Linked DNA regions of Homo sapiens: all the other regions are linked to region 3. Evidence: chromatin contacts called from ENCODE Hi-C or POLR2A ChIA-PET data. All regions are on one chromosome and are shown on one strand. The core of a region is the stretch at or near the end of the contact, and the rest is flanking DNA. Distances in the headings are between cores, read along the strand shown. Region 1 holds the start of BBS5 (Bardet-Biedl syndrome 5). Region 2 holds the start of GORASP2 (golgi reassembly stacking protein 2). Region 3 holds the start of TTC21B (tetratricopeptide repeat domain 21B). Region 4 holds the start of GCA (grancalcin). Region 5 holds the start of IFIH1 (interferon induced with helicase C domain 1).

The links. A loop is a pair of places that touch in the nucleus more often than their neighbours do. ChIA-PET counts read pairs that join two places held with the same protein, here RNA polymerase II (POLR2A). Pooled maps may share reads with other maps.
Region 1: a pooled map shows a loop between it and region 3 (9-fold over the local background). The contact joins the promoter of BBS5 here to the promoter of TTC21B in region 3. A Hi-C loop is called at or near these places in 5 of 50 pooled maps.
Region 2: a map of CD8-positive, alpha-beta T cell shows a loop between it and region 3 (20-fold over the local background). The contact joins the promoter of GORASP2 here to the promoter of TTC21B in region 3. A Hi-C loop is called at or near these places in 2 of 168 maps with a recorded cell type or tissue (CD4-positive, alpha-beta memory T cell and CD8-positive, alpha-beta T cell) and 8 of 50 pooled maps.
Region 4: a loop to region 3 is called in a map of B cell, with 6 times the contacts of the local background. The contact joins the promoter of GCA here to the promoter of TTC21B in region 3. A Hi-C loop is called at or near these places in 2 of 168 maps with a recorded cell type or tissue (B cell and naive thymus-derived CD4-positive, alpha-beta T cell) and 13 of 50 pooled maps.
Region 5: a pooled map shows a loop between it and region 3 (12-fold over the local background). The contact joins the promoter of IFIH1 here to the promoter of TTC21B in region 3. A Hi-C loop is called at or near these places in 1 of 37 single-sample maps with no recorded cell type and 8 of 50 pooled maps. POLR2A ChIA-PET finds 5 or more read pairs at or near these places in 1 of 52 experiments (activated B cell).

The regions. Positions count from the first base shown.
Region 1 is chr2:169,478,152-169,483,697 of GRCh38, reverse strand. It overlaps BBS5 (Bardet-Biedl syndrome 5), which reads right to left and starts at 4,204. Exons shown (of 12, transcript NM_152384.3): 1 at 4,086-4,204; 2 at 1,365-1,447. The coding sequence starts at 4,144. RefSeq lists enhancers at 3,931-4,270, 4,281-4,390.
Region 2 is chr2:170,925,168-170,930,545 of GRCh38, reverse strand. GORASP2 (golgi reassembly stacking protein 2) reads right to left here and starts at 1,293. Exons shown (of 10, transcript NM_015530.5): 1 at 1,143-1,293. The coding sequence starts at 1,205. RefSeq lists a silencer at 815-1,514.
Region 3 is chr2:165,951,857-165,957,032 of GRCh38, reverse strand. It overlaps TTC21B (tetratricopeptide repeat domain 21B), which reads left to right and starts at 3,257. Exons shown (of 29, transcript NM_024753.5): 1 at 3,257-3,348. The coding sequence starts at 3,328. RefSeq lists an enhancer at 2,493-3,242 and a silencer at 3,007-3,406.
Region 4 is chr2:162,342,031-162,347,129 of GRCh38, reverse strand. GCA (grancalcin) reads right to left here and starts at 2,998. Exons shown (of 8, transcript NM_012198.5): 1 at 2,855-2,998. The coding sequence starts at 2,881. RefSeq lists silencers at 2,692-2,771, 3,012-3,161 and enhancers at 3,190-3,359, 3,212-3,441.
Region 5 is chr2:162,317,309-162,322,581 of GRCh38, reverse strand. IFIH1 (interferon induced with helicase C domain 1) reads left to right here and starts at 3,898. Exons shown (of 16, transcript NM_022168.4): 1 at 3,898-4,727. The coding sequence starts at 4,275. It also overlaps a transcript of GCA not described here. RefSeq lists enhancers at 2,666-3,865, 3,434-3,983 and a silencer at 4,014-4,103.

The sequences.
Region 1 (5,546 bases), core at 2,955-5,454, 3.5 Mb before region 3:
GCAGCAGGCCCCTTTCTAAGCCTTTCTTCTGAGGGGAACTGCCCTCACCTCTATCTCCATTATTTCCTCTGGTGTCTTCAACCGAATCTAAACAATCAATAAAGACATCGCCAGGTCTTGTTTTCATTTGCCTAAAATGAATACAAAGGTCTGAATTTTATAGCTACCACTATACCTACTTGCCATCTATTAGGGACATATTTACCATCTAATATGTCTCTACTAAGAGACATATGTACATTAGCCAGGAGCAGTGGCTCATGCCTGTAATCTCAGCACTTTGGGAGGCCGAGACAGGTGGGTCACTTGAAGTCAGGAGTTCGAGACATATGTACATAAAAGAGCCAGCAGCATAAATAATACTGTACCAAAAGTTCATGCATTTAAAAATAAGGTCTCTGAGGGGAACCAATCTCAGAGAAGCAGGCTTACAACAGGGCCTGCTGCCTACATGCCACCTCAGAGCAGGTCAGAAGAAAGTCTCAGGAAGCAAGCAGCCACTCAAAGGGCTACAGTAAGCATGTTCTGCTAATAAGGTTTACTGTTCCTTCTCTATGAGTTATTGATTCCCCCTTTCCTGAATGAAGTCTGCTCTATTTCCCCTCTTACCCCTTTCCAATAAGAGGTTTACATCCCTCCCTCCTAAACTTCTTCTCCCACTAAAACATATTCTGGATACATTAAGCTGTCATTCCACATCTATTTTTTTTTCCTTGGAAGTAATGATGCTTTCAAGACCTACTGGTCACTGGCTCCACAGATAGCTGCTATGGGCAGCCTGGACTTTTAAAAGTTCCAACCTTAGGGAGATTTGGTTTGGGAGGGGCTCTAGGGTCCAGCTGTGCTGGTCCTTGGTGACAGTCAGAGAAGACTCACAGGATTTTCTAGTACTTGACCTACAAATAGATTTCACAGTGCAGGACTAAATTTGCTCTCCGCATATCCATGTCTAGGTGACAACCATAGGTGATTGATGGTGCATTACTTCTGAATTTTTGAAAAGGAAGCATGGCTCCAGGTACTACAGCTATGACCTACTTATATTCCACTACCCCATATCCTTTTTTGGGAAGACAGATCTAACGGTCAGAACTAATGCCCCTTGCAAACAGGTCTACTTGAGTTTTAACAGCTACAATGGATAAAGGTGATGTTAGAACCAGGACTTACTGAAGGACCAAACTACATGTTTAATACCTATCCTGTCTTCTGTTTAAATCTGAGAAAAGTCTTATGTGAATTTAACTCTCCTATTCTCACAATTACACTGACAAATGATGCTGTTTCATATATTCTCTAGCTAATATGATTCAACATTTGTAAATTAAACCAGGAATATAAGATACATTTAAAAATATACTCACCTCTATCTCCATTATTTCCTTTGGTGTCTTCAATGGAATCTAAACAATCAATAAGGACTTCTCCAGGTCTTGTTTTCATTTGCCTAAAGTGAATATAAAGGTTTGAATTTTATAGCTACAACTATACCTGCTTGCAATCTATTTAGGGAGAAAAGAGACATATGTACATAAAACAGCTAACAGCATAAATAATACTGTACCAAATGTTCATGCATTTAGAAATAAGGTCTTCAAGAACTTCAAGAACCTGAAGATCAGTGGGGCCTGGAGTGACCAGGGCCATCTGGAGTAAGCCAGATTGGTAGGAGGTGTTGAATTTTGAAAAATAAAAGGAAAAGAAAAGAGAGTCCATGATTAAAGACCAGGAATAAGAAATGGTAAGGACATGGGAGAAGGCTGGCCAAGCTTGGAAAGAAGGACCATATTGGGAGGTAGTGAGAGAAATATTGTTGGATAACTAAGGAGGAACCAGACTATGGAGAACTCAGAATGCCAGTCTGATAGGTTTAGGCCTTATCCTGTGCACAGGAGAGAACCTCCAAAGGTTTCTGAGTAGAGGAAAGGACATCAGGAAATTATAGAAGGAATGGTTAAAGAAGAGCTGTATGAAAAGCATCTTTGGAATTTGACAAATAGATACAGGTGACAAAAGGAAATAAGAGCAGCTTGCTGACAGACAGAATACATTCTACAGTGTCCAAAAAAAAAAACCTAGCAAAATATCTAAAAGAGCCTTCTAATACACTCTTCATAAAGCCAACTCAACTACCTATTGAAAATACAGATATGACCATATCATTTCCCTGCTTAAAAGCTTTCTATATCTTCCTGCTGCCTAGAAGTTGAAGTCCAAAATCCTGAGCTAAAAATGTTACAATCTGGCTAATTTATCTATTTGTACTTCCAACCTCTCTCTGCAGCAGACCCTGCCTTTAGCTAATGAGGTTACAGCTCCAAGACTGCTTCTAACGCTAAATTCTTTTCTTCTTTTCTGGAATACTCTCCTCCTGTCTACCCTGACAAGGCTCTGCCCATTCTTCAGGGAACAACTCAAATACTATGAATATTTATTCTTCTTCAAGGACTTCACCAGGTAGAATAAATTGTTCTGTTTCTATGAGTCTCAGCTTTTCGCTCATTTTTTCAGAATGGTATTTACCACATTTATTATAGTGGTTGTCTGTATGTATCTCCTGCACTAGAACGGGGGGATATGAATATCATTTCCTATTATTTTCTGTCTCTAGCTATCGGCCCAGTAACTAGCACGTAATAAAACATGGATAAATGTTTACTAATGTTACTGAAACGGACTTTTGTTTGGATTAAGAACCCTACAAGAAAGACAGAAAATGTCGCCGGGCGCAGTGGCTCACGCCTGTAATCCCAGCACTTTGGGAGGCCGAGGCGGGCGGATCACCTGAGGTCAGGAGTTCGAGACCAGCCTCAACATGGAGAAACCCCGTCTCTACTAAAAATACAAAATTAGCCAGGCGTGTTGGTGCGTGCCTGTAATCCCAGCTACTCTGGAGGCTGAGGCAGGAGAATTGCTTGAACCTGGGAGGCGGAGGTCGCAGTGAGCCGAGATCGCGTCATTGCACTCCAGCCTGGGCAACAAGAGCGAAACTCTGTCTCAAAAAAAAAAAAAAAAAAAAAAAAAAAAGAATGACAGAAAATGTCATAGAAAGTGCGCAATATGTTACTACAGTCCGTAATTTTACGAATTCCTTTCTCTTTCATCTTCTTAAAGGGTCTAACATGTTAGCATTAGATATCTAGCTATACTTAACCTGAGAAATTTATCAATATTTCATTTTTCCATCTAAGGAGGTGAGGTCCATGATAAGGAACGATTCCATCTAAGGAGGTGAGGTCCATGATAAGGAACGATTCCACCTAAGGAGGGGAGGTCCATGATAAGGAACGATAAGAAGTAGCTAAGAAGCTCCATGCCATTAATCCAGGAATCTTAGCTTTAGCGTTTCTCAACACTTAGTAACCCAACCGGCATTTCCCGCCCTGGATTTTGGAGTAGGAGGTTTCTAACCACTTTTTCTTTACGATACTTTCCAAAAACATGGTTTCTATTTAATGTATGATAATTTCCAAAAACAGGTTGCAAAAGAAGACTCCTTCTTGTTGGTGACTGATATGAATAACTAGATGAAAGCTTACCAAGGACATAAAGTTTGCGCGGTTAGTAATTTTTGACGACTGCCTTACTCCCACCTCCCTTATTTTACAGACATGAGGATTCTAGCTTGAATGATGAAGACATCTGCTCAAGGGCCCACACTGTGGGTCGATATTACACATCTACTTTTAGAACCCTAGTTTCCTGAGTCCCTGACCTACGTTCCTTCCATGAAACTGAAATCCCAAGCTCACGTGGGTGTATACGGGACGCTAAGCCCCGGGTGGCCCCGGTCGTGCTCAGGTTCACATTCCTGATCCGTCCCGCGGGCCAGGATGGGGGAACCGGAGGTCGCATGGGACCAAAACTGTGTAATGCCGATGCGCTCTTGCCGCGGCGCCGGCCTCGAGAGGGCCACAGTGGCCCAACCAGCCTGAGGTCTCTCGAGGCGCGGACGACCGGCGCAAGCCTCCCACCCTCACCAGGGCCGCGAGCTGCGGAGGTGCAGTCTCCGCCCGCGGGTCCCTAACGCGCACGGCGGCGCCCTCTACAGGGTTGAAGATCCCTCGGGAATCTTGGAAACTCACTGCGCGGACAGGTCGAAACGGACATCCCGATCCTCCCAAAGCGCATCCAGCACCGACATGGTGAACAAGGCCCGTGGCAGGATCTCTCCACAGCCGTGCAGGCCTAGCTGCGTCTCTCTGGCTCCAAGGCAACGGGCCGCCTCTGTCACGACGTCTACGGCGGGCGCCGAGACTCAAGCTTCCGCGAGAGTGCGCGCGCGTCGCCCAGCTCTTTCGCGTCGTTAAGCCGATTTGAGATGCGAGGCAGGATTTAGGAGTCTCTGAGAAGCCCAGCTGTGTCCGCCAAGGGGAGCGTGCCTGACCTCTGGGCGACCTTCCTTGCCTCCAAACAGACATCCTTTAGCCATTTTACCCCTCTCCTTATTTCTCTTCACCGTCAAGAGATTCAGGTTATTAGCCGGGCATGGTGGCTTCTGCCTGTAATCCCTGCAGTTTGGGAGGCCGAGGCTGGAGGATCACTTGAGGCCAGGAATTCGAGACTAGCCTGGGCAACATAGCGAAACTTCATCTCTACAAACACAAACAAACAAACAAAACCAACCCAAAATTAGCCAGGGGTGGTGGTGCACGCCTGCAGGCTCAACTACTCGGGAGGCTGAGGCGGGAGGATCTCTTGAACCCAAGAGGTGGAGGCTGCGGGGAGCTATGATCGTGCCTCTGCCCTCCAGCCTAGGTGATAGAGATATAGGATCAACAGGTTCGTATGCCTGCTGTGCAGTAACAAACCCATTACACGAAGACAGCAGAGTTTGCAGCAGGGAAAGAGTTTAATGATTGCAGGGCACCTAGCAAAGAGATGGGAAGAGATCCTCGAATCTATCTTCCCAAGAGTTCTGGGCTGAGGTTTTTAAGAGGATCACAGAGGGCGAGGGGCTGGAAAATTGGGGTCCTTGATTGGTCGGAGTAAGGGAGATGAAATCATCAGGATAGGGAAGCTGCATTCTTTGCTGAATCAGTTTCTCACGGGTTCCTCAGACCAGCTGGCATCAGTGGGATCCTTCAGGCCAGCTGAGGCAGTAGTTTCATTGGTATGCAGGATCTGAAAGACTATCTCAAAGGGAAAACTGAGTATTTCATAATGTTCAAGTTGTTCTCTATAGAGCAATAGAAGGGAACTATAATCTTGTGACAGGGTCTGCATGATTCTAGGACAATAGGCACCAAACAACTCTGAGCAAGCAGGTCAGAGAGGAAGCTGACCTCATGATTAATGCCGAATTGGCTGCAAGCTTGGTTTATTTTTGTCCCCTCCCCCACACTTTCTTCCCTGATTACTTTTATAAATTTTATTGGGATGGTTTTAGAATGAGGAAAAAAGAAATTTAGAGTTAAAGCTTCAAATTCCTTACCTGGGCCTAGCTCAATGTGGCCCTGCCTATGTCTGCAACCTCCAACCACCCTCACTTCTGGCTGCTCTCTTGCCAGACAGGGCTCAGAGACTTTGGAGGGCCCCCTTCCTTT
Region 2 (5,378 bases), core at 44-2,543, 5.0 Mb before region 3:
ATCACATAGACAGCTGGGCAATTTAAGAATGTGTCTCACCTAAAACATGGGACCCAGGGCAGGAAATGAAGGTAGCACCAGGAAGTGCACTCTCTTACTTTCAGTGAAAACGTTCTTGCCTGTGAGGAGCTAATATTGAGTGACACTCTATTACACCCCTAAATGGCGCTACACGCTGCGGCCACTCTGTTGACTGTTCATGTTAACACTCACACAGGTGTCACAGCAAACAACCATCAATGCTACTTCTAAAGTCGCCCGGTTCCATGAGGAAAAGACCACATGCTTTGTACCACCCAGGCCCAGGCCGTTCATAGGTAGGGGCTTAGCTGACGCCTTTTGAGATACTATGTTTCTCTGCGTCCTGGAAGTTAAGCTAGGGTTGTTTTCCTTTATATACTCCGATTTTTAAAAAAAATTTCTCTGCACTACCTCTTTACCACTGTGGATCTAAACCTTATAATCTAAACCACACCCTCAGCAATCGGAACAGAACGGAAGTTCCCACTCCAGGAAATCTTGAGAAGGTTTGGGAGGGTCAGGAGTGGCACGGGAAAGGAAAAGTCTGGTCAAAATCAAGTCTGTTTAAGTCCGTCGAACCTACTTCCAGGCCATTTGGTTTTCCGTCTCCTGCCCTGCTGGTCTTTCAGGCCACTCGGCCGGCGCCGAGGTGATTTAACACCTGCCGCCGCAGGCCCCGCCTCCGGACTGCGGGTCCGGATCCCTCTCCTAGGAAAGCGCAAAGGCTGCCTTCACAGTCACCACTTTGGAGACGTTGCCTCCGCGCCCTTCCTAACTTTGGAAGCTAAAAATGAGGGGGGGTGGAGGAGAGAGAAGGCCGTGCGGAAAAAGAGCAAGGTTGTCCCCCCTTCCCAGGGCCGCCCCCTGGCCGAGTCGCCGGCAGCCGCCTCCAGCTCCAGCCCGTCCTCCTACAGCCGCGGACCCCGTGCCCAGGGCGCTCCGCGGAGGTGGGATGCGAGCGGCCTCCGGAACCAGCCTCGACCAAGGCAGCGCCCGCGACCGCCGCTCCTTCGCGGGATCGGGCCTGGCTGCCCCGTGAAGGAGCCCATGGGGGCCTCCGCCTCCCCGCGGCCGGCCCCGCCTCCAGCCCGCAGCTCCCCGGCCGCCGTCGGAGCCCTTACCCGCAGAACGTGGTAGCCCTCGGTGCCCCCGCCCGGGATCTCGACGCTTTGCGAGGAGCCCATGGCGGCGGGCGATCGGTGTGGCCGAGCCGGGCTCCGCGCTGCTCCCGCCCCCAGCGCACCGCCTGCTCTAATCCTCCGCGTAGCACTTGGGACGTGGCACTCGCTGCCGCCGGAGAGCCGGGCCGCACAGCCCGCCGGGAGATCGTCTCTGCTGCAGCCCGGGCCGCTGCGACGCCGCAGACAGCGCCACCTGCCGCGAGCCACTGGAAGGGGCCCGAGCGCTCGCGGGCCGGGAGGGCGGAGAGGGAGGGCCGGAGGAGGACTGGGAGGCACCGCGTCGTGCTCGCGAGAGAACAGAAATGCGCTTCCCCCAGCTTTGGCGCCTTGCTACGGGGCCCTGGATTGGACTAGATTTATGCAGACGCGTTCCCGCTCGCCTGAAAGAACACATACTTGGTTGCAGGTCCCCCTGGTGGCCAGAGGCGGGGAAAGGGCTGCTGATGAACAGGAGCGAACTCAACACACACCAAGCTCTCTGTTCTCCGGGTGTGTAGGTATTTTCCCAAACTGTACAGCTGAGGGGAATAGTGGCCTCCTGTGGGCTGCCTAGCATCTGCTCAGCTAAATTTTATAAAAGGAAACGCTCCCTTTATAAAACAGTAGTCTCACAGAGTCACCTACCAACTTCTTTTTTGGTTTGGGTTTGTTTTTTTTTCTTCCTCCCTAATTGTGAGAATAAGATTAGAGGATTGGTCATAATCAGAGCGATGCCAGCGTGGGAAGCACGGTTGGATTTCCCTGGCATTCCACCACCTGCTGCTGCTCGGTTCCCCGTCCTACCTCCTTCAGGTAGCCAGGTCGTATTCATGCTTATTCCGTTGTCGTATTCCGTTGCTGCTTTTGCCCCTTACGTGTACTCCCTCTGAAACCCCTAGTTGCTTTGTGGTCAGTTGGACTGATGTTGCGTCAACCAGGTATTATGTGGATTCCTATGTGATGCAATGTAAAGTACGTGCTATCGCCCATGAAGTATTCTAGCCCAAGGTGGTTAACTTGCCTCTATGGCATCTTGAGTTTGATGTTTACAGGAAGTAAGGGGAATTGAGGAGCAAGTAAAATGACACCACAGGGAACCAGGCAAATACAGGAAGTGGGCCTTCCTTCAGGACAGCTGGCCAGTTCTCTTTGTCGAGTCAGAGTCCTATGAAAGGGCCTATGCCAGATTAAAAGGAACCCGAAGAATATAACCAAGAGACACATTGCAAGGGCTTGAGTTGGGGGCCAACTTGGAGAAATAAGCGTAAAGGACATTTTTGGTTCATTTGGAGAAATTTGAATATGTACTGAGTATTAGAAGAGTAGTTATTCACATGGAAACGTGGAAATTATTGTCTTTTTTAAAAGCTGGTTACAAGACGGGATGTGTCTGTAGACAAAATGAAAAACATGTCCTCAAAATACAGATTAATATGTATGTATGCATATGAAGATGTGGGAGGAGAATATGAACCAAGGGTTACAGTGGTGATCTCTGGGTGGTGACAGAGATATTTTATTTTTTGTTTTGGCTGGTTCCATATTCTATGATGCTCATGAAGTGCTTTTGTAATAAGAAAATATTATTTAAAATTTAAAAATAATTTTCTTTGCTATCGGTAAGTGAATAGCAGATTTTTAGGAGGCCTAATAAATCCATAAATCCATAAATGAAATCTCCAGTTATTAGGCTCCTCAAGGACAGGGTCTGCAGTGGAGTTGGCTCTATGTTCTTGATATTTACCAGAATGCCTAGCAGCTAATTCAACAAATTAATACATTTAATGCAAGAGAATAAATGGAAGAACTAGATCTAATTATAATGTTCTCATTCTGCTTGGCAATTATAACCCTCTTTATGATGGAAGCTGCTGCCATGTTCAGTGGTCAAAATTTTTGGACCAGTTGTCTCCCATATGTCTGATGGCAGCCGCGGCCTATAGAACCCAGGCTGTGGATCGTTGGTGGTCCATGGGCAAGTCCAGCCCTTCCTTAGAGCTGTAGTGTATGTTTCAGCCTCATGAGTGGCTGCTTGTTATTCTCCACACAAGCCATTTACTTTCTTACCTTCTTGATTTTATTCATGCTATTCTCTACTTCTGGAATGCCCTTCCTTACATTTTCCACTTAAAAAATCCTAACTTTGAAAAAATCCTAATCCTTTAAGTCCCATCTCAAATGTTACTTATTTATCCTTAAGGTCAGTGTGACTCTCTCCTTGCCATGAAACAGTTCCTTCATTTCTATGACATCATCGTCATCATCACAGGCCTGTCTTCCACCATTCGTGGTCCATTCATTCAGAGCAAGGATCATATTTTTTTTTTCCTTCCTTCCTTCCTTCCTTCCTTTCTCTCTCTTTTCTTCTTTCTTTCTTTCTCTCTTTCTTTCTCTCTCTCTCTCTCTCTTTCTTTCTTTCTTTCTTTCTTTTCTTTCTCTCTTTCTCTTTCCCTCATTCCCTCGCTCCCTCCCTTCCTTCCTTCTTTTTTTTCCTTTCTTTCTTGTGAAATGGGTCTCACTCTGTCTCCCAGGCTGCAGTGCAGGGGTGTGATCACAGCTCACTGCAGCCTCCACCTCCTGGGCTCAAAATCATCCCTACCTCAGCCTCCCGAGTAGCTAAGACTACAGGCACGCACTACCACACCCAGCTAATTTTTTTGATTTTTTGCAGAGACGACGTCTCATTATGCTGCCAGGCTTGTTTCGAACTCCTGGGCTCACATGATTCTCCCACCTCAGTCTCCCAAAGTGCTGGGATTATAGGTGTGAGCCACCACACCCAGCCGATCATGTTTTTTCATCTTGAGATCCCCAGTTCCTGGTTGAGTATTGGGAACATGGTAGTAGTGTTTATTGATTTGAATTGAATGTGTGTAATGAATAGCTTCAAAGCCTTTTTTTCAGAATCAGTTAGTAAGTGACCTCTGTGGCTACTATTTGTGTCTCATCAAAATCTGTGGGTTTTTTTTCTTTTTTTTCCTAATTCCCAGGGTGATGGTAAAAACCCATGTTATTTCTTTAGCAGCAGTTGGTGGAGGGTGTGAGGGTGAGGTACAGGGCCCACCTGGTTTGGGACTGAAAAAATGTGAGAATGATTGCTCCATTTTTCCTGGTGCCAGTTGTTTCCTCTTTTAGTTGGAGAATACGCTCCAACAGAAGGCAAATAGTAAAATCTCAAGGATATTGCCAAAGCTAATATAAATAATACAACATGATGGAGGGAACACGTGGTAGATTATTGTCAAGTCAGCTTCAATTGGAGTAAGAATCTGCTGCAGGCAGGTTGGTATTTTGAAACATCAGAGGCAGCAGAAAAGTGAAGTCCAACAGAAGCAAATGTCTACAGGCTAAAAAACCGGAAGTAATCTATTCTTCTGGAAGAAGTATCTGGTACTCAATTTTGTGTGTGTTCTGAGTTCCATTAACATTAATTCTGAGTTCTTCCTTCCCCTCCCTTCCCTTCACCTCCCCTCCCCTCCCCTCCCGTCTTTCCTTCTAATAGAGTCTCTCTCTGTTGCCCAGGCTGGAGTGCAGTGGTATAATTTCAACTTGCTGCAACCTCCACCTCCCAGGTTCAAGCAATTCTTGTGTCTCAGCCTCCCAAGAAGCTGGGATTACAGGCATGCGCCACCATGCCCAGATAATTTTCATATATTTAGTAGAGATGGGGTTTTGCGGTGTTGGCCAGGCTGGTCTCAAACTCCTGGCCTCAAGCAATCTGCCCACCTCAGCTTCCCAAAGTGTGAGCCACCACACCTGGCCAATTCTGAGTTCTTGTAAATAAGTTGTTCATGATGGAGGGATCATTTTTATCATACACATTGAATATCCCTTATCTGAAATGCTTGAGACCAGAAGTGTTTTGGATTTTGGATTTTGGAACATTACTGGTTGAGAATCTCTAATCCAAAAATCCAAAATCCAAAGTGCTCCAATGAGCATTTCCTTTGAGTGTTATATCAGTACTCAAAAAGTTTCCAATTGGAGCATTTTGGATTTTTAGATTATTAATACTCAGCTTGGTATTGGTTAGTGCAGCCTTATCTTTTTGCCTTCAGACTACCCTGAGAAAGTTTGGTTCCTACCATATTTGAATAAGAACCACATTGGATAGGGCAGATGAGAATCTCCTAACCTAGCCTGTTTTGCTGAGGGAGCTAACCACATGAGACCACATGAGAGACCATGTTATGTGTC
Region 3 (5,176 bases), core at 2,008-4,507:
CCGCTGCAGTCTCGGCGGGCCGGGAACCGCTAGGTGAAGCCAGCTGGGCTCCTGAGTCAGGTGGGGACTTGGAGAACTTTTATGTCTAGCTAAAGGTTTGTAAATGCACCAGTCAGCACTCTGTGTCTAGCTGAAGGTTTGTAAACGCACCAGTCAGCACCCTGTGTCTTGCTCAAGGTTTGTAAAGGTACCAATCAGTGCTCTGTGTCTAGCTAATCTGGTGGGGACTTGAAGAACTTTTGTGTCTAGCTAAAGGATTGTAAATTTACCAGTCAGCACTCTGTGTCTAGCTCAAGGTTTGTAAACACACCAATCAGCATCCTGTCAAAACGGACCAATCAGCTCTCTGTAAAACAGCCCAATTAGCTCTCTGTAAAGCAGACCAATCAGTAGGATGTGGGTGGGGCCGGATAAGGGAATAAATGCAGGCCACCTGAGCTAGCAGGGGCACTCTACTGGGGTCCTCTTCCACTCTGTGGAAGGTTTGTTCTTTTGCTGTTTGCAATAAATCTTGTTGCTGCTCACTCTTTGGGTCTGCGTGCGTTTATGAACTGTAACACTCACCGCGAGGGTCCGCGGCTTTATTCTTGAAGTCAGCAAGACCAAGAACCCACCAATTCCGGACACATTAAGGTCTGAACGAAAATGACGTATTTCTGGAGACGAAGATGTTAACTGCTACATTATATTATCTAGCTTTATAGTGCTCATCATCTGGTAGAGAACATTAAACAAAAATGCACTATAACTAGTAATACAAGGACTATGCAAGTGTAATAAGTCTTATAGAGCAGGGGTCCCCAATCTGAGGACTGCAAATCAGTGCTACACAGCAGGATGGGGTATACAGCAGGACGGGGTACACAGCAGGAGGTGAGCTGCGGGGCAGGAAAGGGAGCGTTACCCCAAGCTCCACCTCCTTGTCAGATCAGCGAGGCATTAGATTCTCATACGAATGCAAACCCCATTATAAACTGTGCATGTGAAGGATCTAGGCTGTATGCTCCTTAGATAAGAATCTGATGATCTGAGATGGAATAGTTTCAACCCGAAACCATCTCCCCTACCCCTGTCCATGGAAAATTTATCTTCTGTGAATTGTCTTCCACCAAACTGGTCCCTGGTGCCAAAATGATTGGGGACCACTGCTATAGAGCACTACGTGTTTAATGGAAACTATTGGTTATACAATGCCTATTATGTGTCAGGAAGTTTTAATATGTCTGTAAGGCATTTAGTTTCTTTAGTAAATAAGGAAAATGAGGCTTAGGGAAATTACTTCCCCAAGTCACAAAAGTAGCTAGCGTAATAGGAGCTCCACCTCAGATGCAGAAGAGGGTATTCTTGCCACTACACTGTGATATTTTTATACCCATCCAGTTATGGTGATCCTTAAAGACTTCATGAAATTTGAAATGAACTCAGAAGAAGGAGATTTTCTCAGGTGAAGAAAGAGCTCAAAACAAAGTAGGGGAAAGCATTACCAGAAGAAGGAATATTTGTCCCACTGAGCGGAATAAAGGCTCCTTGAAGGGGAGGTAGAAGATAAGGCTTGAAAAGACGATGAGGTGAAGGGTCATGGATATCAGACTCAAAAGTTTGTAGCTAGTAAAAGTGAGCCGATAAAAATGTTACTGCTAAGGAACACATCGATTTTTCAGGAAAGACAAGAGTTTTTCCTGGCCTGAGATCCAAAATAAATTTCTTACATGAGATCTAGTAAGGGCACAGGGCACACCAAGTCACCGTGAGTGTCAAAGCAAATCTCAGAGTACTTTTAATCCAACAAACATTTATGAAACATCAGGCTTGGTGTTTTGTGCTAAATAATTCAACCTTAGAACAGAATTCAGTGAAGAGAATACGAGGCTAAATTAATATGACTTTCAAGATCTCCAAAAGGTAGGTTGATCATCTGTTCTGTTAACCATGATCCTGAGATATTTCCTTACAGATGAACTTTTCTCTTATAACCAAAGGTTTACAGTTCAAGATTATACACTTCATTGAGCACCCTGGTCCTGTGGTATTCTTTGCTGTATACCAAGTGCGGATTAATCCGCAGCTTTGAAAATCAAAGAGATATCACCAGTTGTTCATCACCACAGACATTTAGCTGGACTATAAATATTGGAAAGAAAAAAAAGTTGCTCGTGAAAATACGTGGTGAATTCCTTTAAAGAGAAACCGGTGAGAAATATTGCTTCACCTTAAAGCCTAGGATGGTAGCTACCGTTTTTCTCAAGACTGTCCTTACATAACCTATTGGCATGGGGAAAAAGTCAATGTTTATAAACTCCTTAAGAAACTTAAAATCTGGAAAAGGCAACTACGTATCATGTCAACTAAAGTAAGATAATTAACACTAGGATCAAAATTTGGAATCCACGTGAAAGATTCTGCAAAGATCACTTAAATCTCAGACCTTATGCACTATTTTAAATATTTATTTAAGCAGAAATAGAAAATCTTAGTCTATTATATTTCCATTTAATTTCCTGGACTTAAGAAATCTATGTGTGACTGATTGAGTTGCCTAATGGGGTGCAAACATAAAAATTTGCATTGGGATTCATTTTATTCTCAGTTTAAAATCAGTAGTATCATTGAAAACAAGACACTAATTTTCTGGAAGTTTAATTTATTTGTCCCTCTTATTATCGGGGCTGGTAAAAAAGGGCTAATTGAACACACATTCTAACAAAGATTGCAGCAACGCCTGCAAAGACGGGCCCAAGCGCACCGTATTTCTGTTAAGAACGTGTGATTTTTTTTTTCTGCGCCACCTTGTGGCCGTAAAACAACTTGCCCACGTGAAAGTTGACCGCTTTTTCCCGCGCCGGCAGAGCCTTGCTGAGAGCCGCACTGCGGGAATCCGCCTCCAGACAAACGTGCAGAAAATGGTGTCTTCCTTTACAACCAGTGACAGGAAACAGACTTCCCCTTCTTCATACTCCGTTTCCTTTATTCCTGAATTCCATTTCCTCGGCCCGCCCACCCACTGTCCTCAGACAGCCGTTTCCCAGTGTGACCTCCTTTTCCAGCTGCACTCTCCGGCGGAGGCCCTTTTCCCAGCCCGGACCCTCCCGGGCGGCCCTCGCAGCCCTCACCTCCGGGTCCCCGCCGCCCCTGCTCCATTACAGCACGATCCCCGCCACACAGGCCCGCCTCTCCCTCCGACAGCCAATCGCGGCGCGACCCCGCCCCTCCCGCTGGGGCCCGGGGCGCTAGAGCGCTCCGGGAGGCTAGGGGAGCTGAATTCTGCGTCTTCCTTTAGGCTGCGGCGAGACAATCCCCAGAGCCCCGCGGCCCGGCCTCGGGGCAGCCATGGACTCGCAGGAATTGAAGGTGAGCGGGTGAGCGGGTGAGCGGGTGAGCGGGCGGGCGGGCGGAGTTCCTTTGCGGCCTTTTGGCCCGGGGGCGCGGAGGGAGCTCGGGTGGCTTCGCTAGGCCGCTGTTTCCCTGCGGTGCCCCGGCTGCTCGGGTTGCGGGGTGGGCCTGCAGCCTCTGCTCACGGCCGGTCTCCGCGGGCCCTGCTGGGGAAGCCCAGGTCTGGGCAGCCCGCCCGCTCGGTGTTTCTGAATTGCTGGTCCCCATGCTGTTGGTTGTGTTTACTTTTGTATCATGTTTACTAGGAAAGCTTGGGTTACCTATGACACTGCGCCTCCGGGTGCGATTTTTAAGGACTTAAGGCAAACTAGTGTCAGCTCCCACACTGGACAGTAAAAAGAGCGCAGAAAGATTATATGAAACCCATTAAAGACGTAAGACTTAAAAGTGGAGGGGTCGTTATTTTAGGGTGATGGTCTTCTCTGTTTATCACTGACTCATTCATTCAGCAAATATTAATGACGGTCAACTTAAGAAAGGCTGATATAAAACAGTTAAAGACATGAGGCTTGAAAATAAAATAACTTTTCGGATGTTGGTCTTCTCTATTCATTTGTTCACTGAATCACTCGTTCAGCAAATATTTATGAAGGGTTACTGTATGTCCATTAGAAGCTGGAGATAGCAGTGAGCAAAACTGAACAGTTTCTGCCTTCTCAGATTTTACAGGCTAATTAATGCTGGGGAAAAACCCTAATTCAGTTGACTCAACAAATATTTACTGAATGCCTCCTATGTGTCTAGCACTGTTCTAAGCACTGAAATAATAAAACCAAGAAAAACTCTTCCAATCTTGGAGCTTACATTTGAGTAGGAGGAGTCAGACAACAAGTAGGTAAATGAAATGTGTATCCTGTGAGATGGTGATAAGTGGATGGAGGACAATTTGGCGATGTAGGAGGTTAGGGAATGCTGAAATGTCTTGTTTTTCTGCCTGAAGTTTTACATTATCCTCTGTTCTAGCTATCCCCCTATATCCTTACATTTTTTTATTCCCTTAAATGTATTATTTGCACTGCCACCCAAATGAACATTTTAATAAAAACACTTTAATGTAAAATGTAAAAATGGGCCTCCTCATTACTTAGACTTGAGGTTCAAGTCCAAGTACTTAATATGAGGCTTTTCACCCCACCTTCGTCTCCAACCTCATCATCCAATACTCTCTGTCTCACTTAAGCCTCCAGAGCAGAGAATAGCAAACTTTCTCAACAAAGGGCCAGATAGTACACATTTTAGACTTTATGGACCGTATGGTCTATCACATCTAATTGGCTTGTTCAAAACAGCCATAGACAATACTTAAATGAGCATGGCTGTGTTTCAATAAAACTTTATTTATGAACACTGAAATTTGACTTTCATGTAATTTTCATGTTATGAAATATTTCTTTTTTTTCCTTGACAGCTGGAAAATATAAAAACCATTCTTAGTTCACTGGCTGTACAGCCAGCCAGCCAGATATGGCCCACAGAGTGTGGTTTGCCAAACCCTGCTCTAGAGTATGGAGTGGCTTTTAGTCATCTTCATCACCACTGCCATCCCAATGTACCATTGATGACTTGTTATCTGTGTTGTTGCAGTTCCTCTTCCTAACTCCTGTACCTTCCTCAAGAATCATGAAAAGGAAATAGGAAGAGCGTGTACGTGTGTGGAGGGAGAATGAGGGGTTTGCAATTCAAGAGTCAGCTCTGAAATCCTCCCCAATAATCTTTCCCTTGATTTTAGTCATCCATCCTCCCCTCACACCACATTCAGTTTTCAATGCTGTCAAAATGTTGCTAT
Region 4 (5,099 bases), core at 1,749-4,248, 3.6 Mb after region 3:
TTTACAACTATTTAAACTTAAAATAAAAACTTTATATGTCAATATAAAATATGGGAAAAGGGTATATAGTTTTTCAAAAATCTTTTAAGGGGCGGGAAGCAAAATGTTTAAAGAAACTGCTGTGGTTCTGGTAGTATCCTGAGGGATGACATAGAGTTCTGTATGCTGGCCTCCCACTTGTTTCTTTTCAGCCTATTGTGACTTATTACAGTTTATATATGTGGGATTCTCTGATGTTACAGATTATGTGATCTAGTTTTAACTAAAGCCATAACAAAATGGCAATAGTAAAGATTCAAAAACATGCAAAGCAACATGAAAGGCTTGGACATGAAAATATTGTCTAAGCCTTTCCTTACCCACATTATGTAGTAATAATAATAATGATCAATTTTGACTCATTTGAAACTGTCAAGAGGACAACTTGAAATATAAATTTATGTAAACCGTGTTTAGGGATGAACCTTGTTGGCCAGGGGCCCCAGTTCTCCTCCACATGGGCCCTTTCACATGGCTCTTCCACTTTTTCATAGCTTGGCAGTCAGCTTCTAAGAGAGAGAAAGAGAAGCTGCCAGTCCTCTTAAAATATTGAGTCTGGAACTGCCATGGTGTCTTTTCTACTGTATTCTACCAGATGAAGGTGAAACAGGCCCAATCCAGATTGAAGAAAGTGGAGAAATAGTCTGTGCCTTTCGATAAGGGGAGTGGTAAAGAATTGGTAACCATCATTAATCTGACCACCAGGTTCTCAAATTATGGGACTGGGGAAAGCTAATGCTGCAAATTGGGAAGGGAAAACAGATTAAAAGTTATTCCTAAGGACAGATTCTTCATCTTTGAATTGATTTTGTATGCTATTTCTTGTGTGAAAATCTAATCTGTTTAAGTTTTCTGTGCTTAAAATGTTTTTTTATTATTGAAAACACTGAAGCTTGTATAATACAACATGTACAAACAAAAACATGTAACGAAGTTTTAGATTGTTTCATTTCCTGTGACCAAAGTGAGAAACAAAGAAAAAAGTCCTTTACATTGAGTTATAATTTTTATTCGTATACAATTAGTAAAAAAAAGAAAATAATACAATTTTTATAAACAATTCTTAAAAGAAGAAAGTAAAAATCTATTGGAAATGCATCTCCTACAGAGATAAATCATGCACTTAATTAGATAAAAGTATACTATCAAAACAATTAGGTCTAGCAGCTGACATTTTATATTTTGTTAAAAGAATATAAGAAACATTAATAAGGCATGGGTTTCCTTTAACAGGATTTATAAACGTCTCAACTATCTTATTAATATTCTCCTACTAAAGAAATCATGTAAGTTTTATCCCAAAATTTTATCCAATGTATCTTAAAATATTTCAATTACATTTTTTAAAATCAGTGCCTCTAATCTATATATTGCTTCAGCTATTGAGGGTACTTCTCTTTCCGGCGATTAATAATGAGCATGACAACAGCTGAAAAGAGTTGTTTATTTTAAATTCATGGAAAAGGGGATTTAAATATTCAAAACACATACAGACGTTCTCTTTATTGTGTCGTGGAACTCTCCATCAAATTCAAGCACTCTGACAAAAGTGGGTAAGGAAGCACCAAATTATTTGAATGAAAATGTATTACTCTTGCCACCTCACTCTACCATACATATATGAATTCAGAGCATACCAAGAGGAGTAAATATACAAACTTCTAACAGATAGCTTCAACCAAATGAAAATACGTATACGCTAGGGACGTTTTTAAAGACCCACAGGTTTATGCTATCTTGATTAATCTTCGAAGGGGCTTTACTTTCCTTAGGTACCTTAAACTTCCTTCCTAAATTTAAGGACTGAGGAGGCATAGGCATTACAAAGTGGACGGTGCCAGAGGGGATTGAGGCAAGTCTTAAGGAAAGCAAATCAATTTTAGGAACAAGTATGTGTGGAAGTTGAGGACCTGGAAATTCATATCCTAAAACAACAACAACAACCACAACCACAACCACCACCACCACCACCACCACCACCACCACCACCACCACCATGAACTCCAAGGGGTAGGAGTAACTCTTTTGAAGACCACAACCATAGCCCAAAGTCAAGTCCTATATTAAAATCAGTAAAACACAATTTCTCTTTTTAGGTAAAAAACAAATAGAAAATATATTATATTCTACCCACACCGCAATGGATCAAACTACTGTTAACTCTGTTAACACAGCGTGTAGATCACTGACATCGATACTAAAGGTTTGGGCTCCTTTCTGAAAAGAAGGGGCTAGCCACCAGGACTCTACGATTATAACTTGCAACTCCCAAAGGTGATGCAGGATAAAAGTTATAACAAAGAGTAACTTCCCCCCGCCTGGGGGCGAGCGGGGGAGTCTAGAACAGATTGCCCTTCGTATAACAGTAAAGATTAGGAGTTATTTACCGTACACCTTAATTTATTCATAAGGAACTTAAAGAACAAGAAGTGGTCAGGAAATTCAAAAAGAGGATCTCTAGCAACACTGAGTGGGGGGCGGGGGAGGGAAGTACCACAAACGATTACTGGAACAAGAAGAGGGTGGCTTGTTCCTCCATTCCAGGAAATAAATTTCCAAACACACATTACTCCCTCGGCTCCACCAGGACGCTCCTCGAGGGTCCTCAACGACCAGAAAACCTGCGGCTCCAAGTCAGCCCAGGATCAATGCTCGCCCAGGCCCTGGCCCCCAACAGCCCCGGAATCCGGCGCCGCCGAGTACCAGGCGCGGACGCAGGGAGCAGGAGCCAAGGGCGGACCCGCACGTTGGCACCGCCCCCGGGGGCGCCACACCCCGCGAGGAAGAGGGACACGACCAAGCGGCTGGGACTCACCCCTCCTCCGTATCCCGGGTAGGCCATGACGAGCGGGACGAGCGGAGCGAGCGTCACCCTCGAGTCGCGTCCGCAGTGCTGGGAGAAAAAGCACAGGCGCAGGTGCAAGGAGGCGCAGCTGCAGGTGAGGCTGAAAGGCGCACTAACCGCACAGTTCACTCCTCCGAACCCGCCCCCTTCCGCAGGCCAGCCCCGCCCTGCACGGTTCCGATTGGCTGAGTCCCACACTTTGGAGCCAACTCAGCTGCAGTCCGCCCCTTCCCGCAGCCTAGCCCCACCCATCTCTGCCCTGATTGGCTACACCCCATCGGGAGCCCTCCAGTCCCTGCTCGACTCTTACTGGCTCCCTCAGGTTCTCGCGCGCTCTCCTTCTAAATCCCGAAGAAGCCTTGGCTGCTGCAACGGAATTCCCACTCTCTGTGGAAAGGTCTTCTACAAGCCTTCAACTCCTCAAGTTACTTTTCTTTCTAGAAACCCCAAACCGGCAAGTCTGTGACTTATTTTAACCAGCCCTCCACGCTTTTGAGCTGGACTTCAAAGACCCATCTGTGAATTTCAAAATTTTGCAGTTACATTTACTTTTGTGTAGTGTTGATGTCACATCAAAACTTTGCAACCAGGACCACACCTGTGGTCCAGGAGGAGTGCTTCTGCGCCAAAACCCACTTGAGGCCACATTGGACGAACAGGTTATTGATTCTGTTTGGTAGATAAATGGTGACCTGAATTGTGGCATGTTGGCAAATAAACAGGATATCTAGTTAAAGTTGATTTCCAAATAAACTTTTTTAGTGTAAGTATGTCCCAAATATTGCACAGGACGTGAACATACACTAAAAACTTATTTGCTGTTTATACACTGATAATATAGACGGTGTCCTGTATATAATCTGACTCAGCCTTTGGGCAAACTCTTGTTAAATGTTCAATTACTTTGGCTTATTAAGTAATAGCAATGGACAAGTCTGATTTATCTCTGGAACTCAAATGAATTTTGTAGCTCTGACTTTAAAAGGACAAGGCAGCTGTAGCTTTGGCTTATGAACAAATGAAAAAACCAAATGATATTATTTTGAGTTATCTCTGAAGAACAAGAGAAGGGCTAACATGTTTCTTAAAAATAAGGCTATCAAAAAAATGTTAACTATTCACAAAGGAAATCAGCCTTGCAGAGCTGAGTATCTGTTGTTCAGCTATGCTACAGAAGAGGATGTTGGACCTTGTGAAACAATTCTCAGAGGAAACAGCAGAGAGAAAGGAAGATTGCCGATGTCCTAGCTACTCTTGGGAAAGTGTCTGTAAGTTCCTTCAATGCTGTAAGAAATACTTAAGCCACTAAGGTTAAATTATTGGCATAAATAAATAGAGGGGAAGGGTAAAACCTACGTGGCAAAAGGGAAAAATGCATGGCTTATGAAGGTATCAAATGATAAAGCGCTAGAAAGAACAAACCATTGCAAAATTTTATTCCAACGGATTAACTACATATTCAAAGAACTGCTTAGGAAGGATTGAGTGTTTACATTTACAATGTTAGTCTGATTCTGTGGTCAAAATTTTTGTGCATCTTGTTTTCATCAAAATAGCCTTATTGATGCAGCTGCATTTGTGCAGTTGGGAGTTAAGGCCCCATGGGTTTCTTGCCTTTCTGCACATTTAATTGCAAAGATAGTATTTCCTGCCAGGGCAAAGTTTGGGTACGTTTGCTAGCAGCCTTCTTAGGACTTTCCTAAGCTTGGAGTTCTTCCAGTTGCATAACAAACACAGTGCATGTACAACACCCATCTGGCAGCTCCTCTTCGCCTTGTGGGACTTCAGAACGAGGGGAATCTATGGAAGTATGAAGCTCATGGTGCCTGTTGTGCTTTGAGTAATAAAGTTATTTGTCTCAGACTCAGGAATCTCACACATTCTGCCAACTTCCATGAAACTGTGGCACTCTACTTGTTTGCTTATAACTAGGGTAAAATATCAGATCCTTCATAGTTCCTGCCAATATATCTCTTAACTTAGAGAAAGGGCTACCAAAGAAAGTTCCTACCATGAAGATGCAGAGGAGGACTTTGAACAACACAGCATCTCTCTCTCTAAAACTAGTGTTTCAAATTTTAAATATTCTAGTATAAAAATTCAAATAAGGCCATAGAGTTTTTTTTAAATAACAGTAATGTTAATTTGCCTCCATGAGTCAAGTTAATACTGTATGAACAATAGCATTTTATGAAAATGTCATGTCTATTTAAAA
Region 5 (5,273 bases), core at 2,649-5,148, 3.6 Mb after region 3:
GGGGACTGTTGTGGGGTGGGGGGAGGGGGGAGGGATAGCATTGGTAGATATACCTAATGCTAGATGACGAGTTAGTGGGTGCAGCGCACCAGCATGACACATGTATACATATGTAACCAACCTGCACATTGTGCACATGTACCCTAAAACTTAAAGTATAATAATAAATAAATAAATAAATAAATAAATAAATAAAGTAAAATAAAACAATTACAATCTAGCCTTTGAGGTAAAAGTACTGTTTTTCACAAAAACATTTGCAGGTAACTGTTTTTGAAAAGACTTTAAGCTATGGAAGGAGTACTTGAAAAATGAATGTTCCAAAACTTATCTATTGATACGTGACTTTCATTTTTTGCCAAAACTGCTATGTAGAAAAGTTTTTATATGTGAAAACTTAAAAACCAGAATTTTAATTGAATTGGTGAAAGTGATTAGGAAATTATTATCAAGATTTAGTGAACTTAGCCATAATTTTTTTTCTATTTTAGGCTTACTACTATTTTTGAAATAAAAAGCTACGACAGTATCCTTTTAATAAACTTTCCTGCTAAATCAGCCTATCAGTTTCAGTTAAATGGCTGAAAGTCTTGCTTAAAGTCTCAGTTAAATGGCTAGCTATTATATAGTGTTTATATGTATGTGTGTATATATATATATATATATATATATATATATATATATATATATATATATATGTAACTAAATTTTTCCTTTATAAATTGTGCATTCTTTGAAGACTAGCACCGCACCATCTCTTCTTTAATTTTTATATAAGCGTAGTGGGCTGGAGTCACATATTGGGCACATAAACATGCCAGGCTGGTGCTAGTGTGTTACAGTCTATCCTTAGAACAAACTTCTGACATGATACCAGAATCTTTCCATTTTACAACTGATGTATTTGAGGTGATTTTTCAAAGCACAGCAATTAAGAAATAGTATTGAGATGTGAACTCAGACAGCCTGAACTCAGAGTCTCTGTGCTTAACCATACCCCACACTGCCAGGTTAAGAGCATCTAACACTTTAAATTACACAAAGCAGGCTCATTATTGATACAAATGAGCAAACAAGTAAAGGAACAGAACAACAATTCCAGGGTTTCTCACTAAACTAAAATTATTGTCATTTTCTTTGAAAAAGACATTATTGCTATGCATGGTCGTTAAATTGTAGTGGCAGCTCATATTGTTACTACTTCTTAAAAACTCAAATGAAAAGTTGCATAACAATGGGAAAATACATAGTTCAGCAGGATCTCCTGCCTCAAAAGAGAAAGGAAAAAGAAACTTACATTTGGGAACTGGTGAAAAGGATTAAAATGAAACCTAGTAGAAGAAACTTGACAGAGGAAAACAATTAATTACTCAAGTGAAAAACAGAAAATAAACTAAATCATGATGCAAAAAATATAGATGAAAAAAGGATACATTGTGAGAGATTGTGTCTTGGCTTTTGTTTCCTTAACCTCCTTTCTCCAAAAAGGGTCCCATCAAGACTATGGGAGATTCCTAAAAAAGAAGTCCCTTCCACCCACACCTAATCCTCATCACTCAGACCTCATCCAGCAGAGAGACTCCTACTTGTGAGAAAATATGAATTGTTATTGTTGGGTATTATGTGATGCTAATAGGGTTAGAGGAGGATGACTATTTGGGAAATCAACCTGTGAAACTGTAATATACATTATTATGTAGATTTACTATGGTCTTCAGGGCATTTATCCTCACCTGCACATTGCATATTTTTTAGTCATTACTTACCATCTATCTTCCCACTCCCATTAGAATGTGAACTCCATAAAAGTAGGAGCTTTGTTAATTTTATTAACTGCACCTAGATCAGTGCTGGTCATGTAATAGATACTTAATAAACATATTTTAAATGACTAGATGATACAATGAATGATATAATTTGAATGCCAAATATTTAAATATCTTTGGTTTAAATGTTTATTATTTGAGAACAGGTCAAATACCAAACATTTGATCCTTTCTCTTCCAGAGCAACAATTAAGTGGTATGAAGAAAATAACATTAACTGGTTCCCCATATTCAGTCAGCAACCCCTTCTCATTCCCCCATGTTTGAAACCAAGAAACAGAAGGATAAGTGCCAGGAAAAAGAATGTTTTTTGGTTTGTTAGTTTGTGCTTTAACATGTTGAATAAAACCCACTGGCAGCTGGGGGATAGGAGTATGTTTTTGCAACAGCCTTAAAAGATATTTTCATAGACCCAATACTTAAAATTAATAATTTGAGTGCTTTTGTAGAAACATCTAATTGGATTATCCTCTATCTGGGTACAAGGTCATCTCCCAAAATTAAGTGAAAAAGGAGTAGGGTTCTGTGAAGAAACAGAAAAGAACAGTATAAATCAGGCCTACCTGCAAGCCCAAGGTTTCATTTACTTCAACTTTCAGTGTATTTAACATTATGCCAGCTGCTATGGTCAACTCAAATACAACTCCCAGGAGAGATGTCATCAAGAGCCCACCAGTTGTGAGTAGTGTACTAGTTACTATGTAAATATATCCCTTCTTCAAGCAGCTTACAATCCTTCAGGGGTAGAAAAAGCCTTGCTACATAAGATAATTAGAGAATAAAATAAGACATGTTACCATAAAGTGCTCATTTGGATATTTTGTATGCCCCTAGTAAACACTCACCAAGACTCTGTACTTCTATTATCCTGTTCAAAGCACTATCAGGTTTTCCTGGCCTACACAGACTTTATTGAATGTACTTTGCTAACAGATTATTTTTCCTAAATATGTCTCTTTGATAACCTAAATGATCTCTCCATCCTTTATATAATTCTGGACCATGAGATTCTAGTTATGGTGCGTATGTGCCTACCACCCACAGTCACATGTGGCTACAGAATGCCTTCAGAATGAGTAGTAACCTTAAGGACTCACATTTATGTGGCTTCTGTACCAAAATGAAGCTGCCATTTTTCAGTGTGAATATGTTTTTTTTCTCTCATGACATAGACAAATGTTGATGTTTACTACAAGTTGGTACATTAGTTGCTAATTAAGTTCCTAGCTGCTCCAGCCAAAACTTGCTGTATTGAATCCAAGAAAAGAATGGCAGCTATATCAAAAATAAGTTGTTGGGGGATTTTTTTGTTTTGTTTTATTAAAGGAAAGTTGTATATTAAAGAATATAGGGAACTTACAAGCTGGGATCTAGGAAACTTTAAGTCTTGGCTTCCTTCTAAGCTGAGTTGGTGGTTCAAGTCCATCCACATCTGTTACCAGGTCCTGGTCAAAGCTGCATAAATACCAGCAATCTAAATATGAGGCAGTAAAGTTAACTGTTTATTGTTACTCACTTTTTCGAACCCACCTCCAAATTCCCAGGGAAACAAGTTAGTGTTTGGGAACCCACAGGAGGTCAGGTTTATTTTAGGAAGGACTTCCTCCTGTCTTCTCCACATCTCTGCAAAGATGTCTTCTGAGCTTCATCTCTCACCTGTCCCTCGCAGTCTCACCACCCTCAGCCAGGCCTGCCTACATTCACCAGCCGAGGGTAACTCCCTGTTCACGTCCGGGTCTGTGGCAGTTTCTGTTCACTTCCCCTTTGGAAAGTCCCAAATCACATGCTTTTATGCCCTGCACATTTTGGCCTACAAAGGACCTTATTGTTAAGGCAGAACCTGCTGGGAAAACAAAATATCCGCCGGAGGAGCTTTGCTAGAGCGTTGGTCTTGGTGTCAGAGAGAATTCGCTTTCCTTTTCTGTTTCCCGCGGTGTCCTTAACCAAAGGCCTCCTCTCTTCACCCGCCCCGACCAAAAGGTGGCGTCTCCCTGAGGAAACTCCCTCCCCGCCAGGCAGATTACGTTTACAAAGTCCTGAGAAGAGAATCGAAACAGAAACCAAAGTCAGGCAAACTCTGTAAGAACTGCCTGACAGAAAGCTGGACTCAAAGCTCCTACCCGAGTGTGCAGCAGGATCGCCCCGGTCCGGGACCCCAGGCGCACACCGCAGAGTCCAAAGTGCCGCGCCTGCCGGCCGCACCTGCCTGCCGCGGCCCCGCGCGCCGCCCCGCTGCCCACCTGCCCGCCTGCCCACCTGCCCAGGTGCGAGTGCAGCCCCGCGCGCCGGCCTGAGAGCCCTGTGGACAACCTCGTCATTGTCAGGCACAGAGCGGTAGACCCTGCTTCTCTAAGTGGGCAGCGGACAGCGGCACGCACATTTCACCTGTCCCGCAGACAACAGCACCATCTGCTTGGGAGAACCCTCTCCCTTCTCTGAGAAAGAAAGATGTCGAATGGGTATTCCACAGACGAGAATTTCCGCTATCTCATCTCGTGCTTCAGGGCCAGGGTGAAAATGTACATCCAGGTGGAGCCTGTGCTGGACTACCTGACCTTTCTGCCTGCAGAGGTGAAGGAGCAGATTCAGAGGACAGTCGCCACCTCCGGGAACATGCAGGCAGTTGAACTGCTGCTGAGCACCTTGGAGAAGGGAGTCTGGCACCTTGGTTGGACTCGGGAATTCGTGGAGGCCCTCCGGAGAACCGGCAGCCCTCTGGCCGCCCGCTACATGAACCCTGAGCTCACGGACTTGCCCTCTCCATCGTTTGAGAACGCTCATGATGAATATCTCCAACTGCTGAACCTCCTTCAGCCCACTCTGGTGGACAAGCTTCTAGTTAGAGACGTCTTGGATAAGTGCATGGAGGAGGAACTGTTGACAATTGAAGACAGAAACCGGGTAGGTGTCTGTTCAGATGGAGCTAGCCTTTTAGGCAGATTTTGCAAAGCAGGCTTCCTTGTGCGTTTGCCCCTTTCCAAATGTGCTTGACCTCTTTGGGCAAATCTAGTTTCTTCCTTTGAGAAGACAACATCTAGGCACTTTAAGACAATTTTAAAAATTTAAACACAAAAGAACTACTTTTCTAATGTTTTCACTGAAGTAAAAAGGAGTTAACTCTAGAATCGTAATGTGTATTAACAGGTAACTTTTATTGAACACTTACTATGTGCAGTTGGTATCATTTTCAAAATGTATTACTACAGTTCATGTTCAGAGTAACCCACTGAGGCTCCTAATGTTATTAACTCCATTTTACAGATGAGAAACCTGAGGCAGGTTAAATAATTTGTCCAAGGTCTCCCAGGAAAAACAGTGGCAGAGCTAAGAATTTAGCTTGTGATAGTGTTGAATGTTTTTCTTATTTAATGTAGTTCCATGGAGCAGGGGTTAGTAAACTACGGCCCATGGGCTAAATCAAGCCTGCTACTGTTTTTTTCAGGCCCA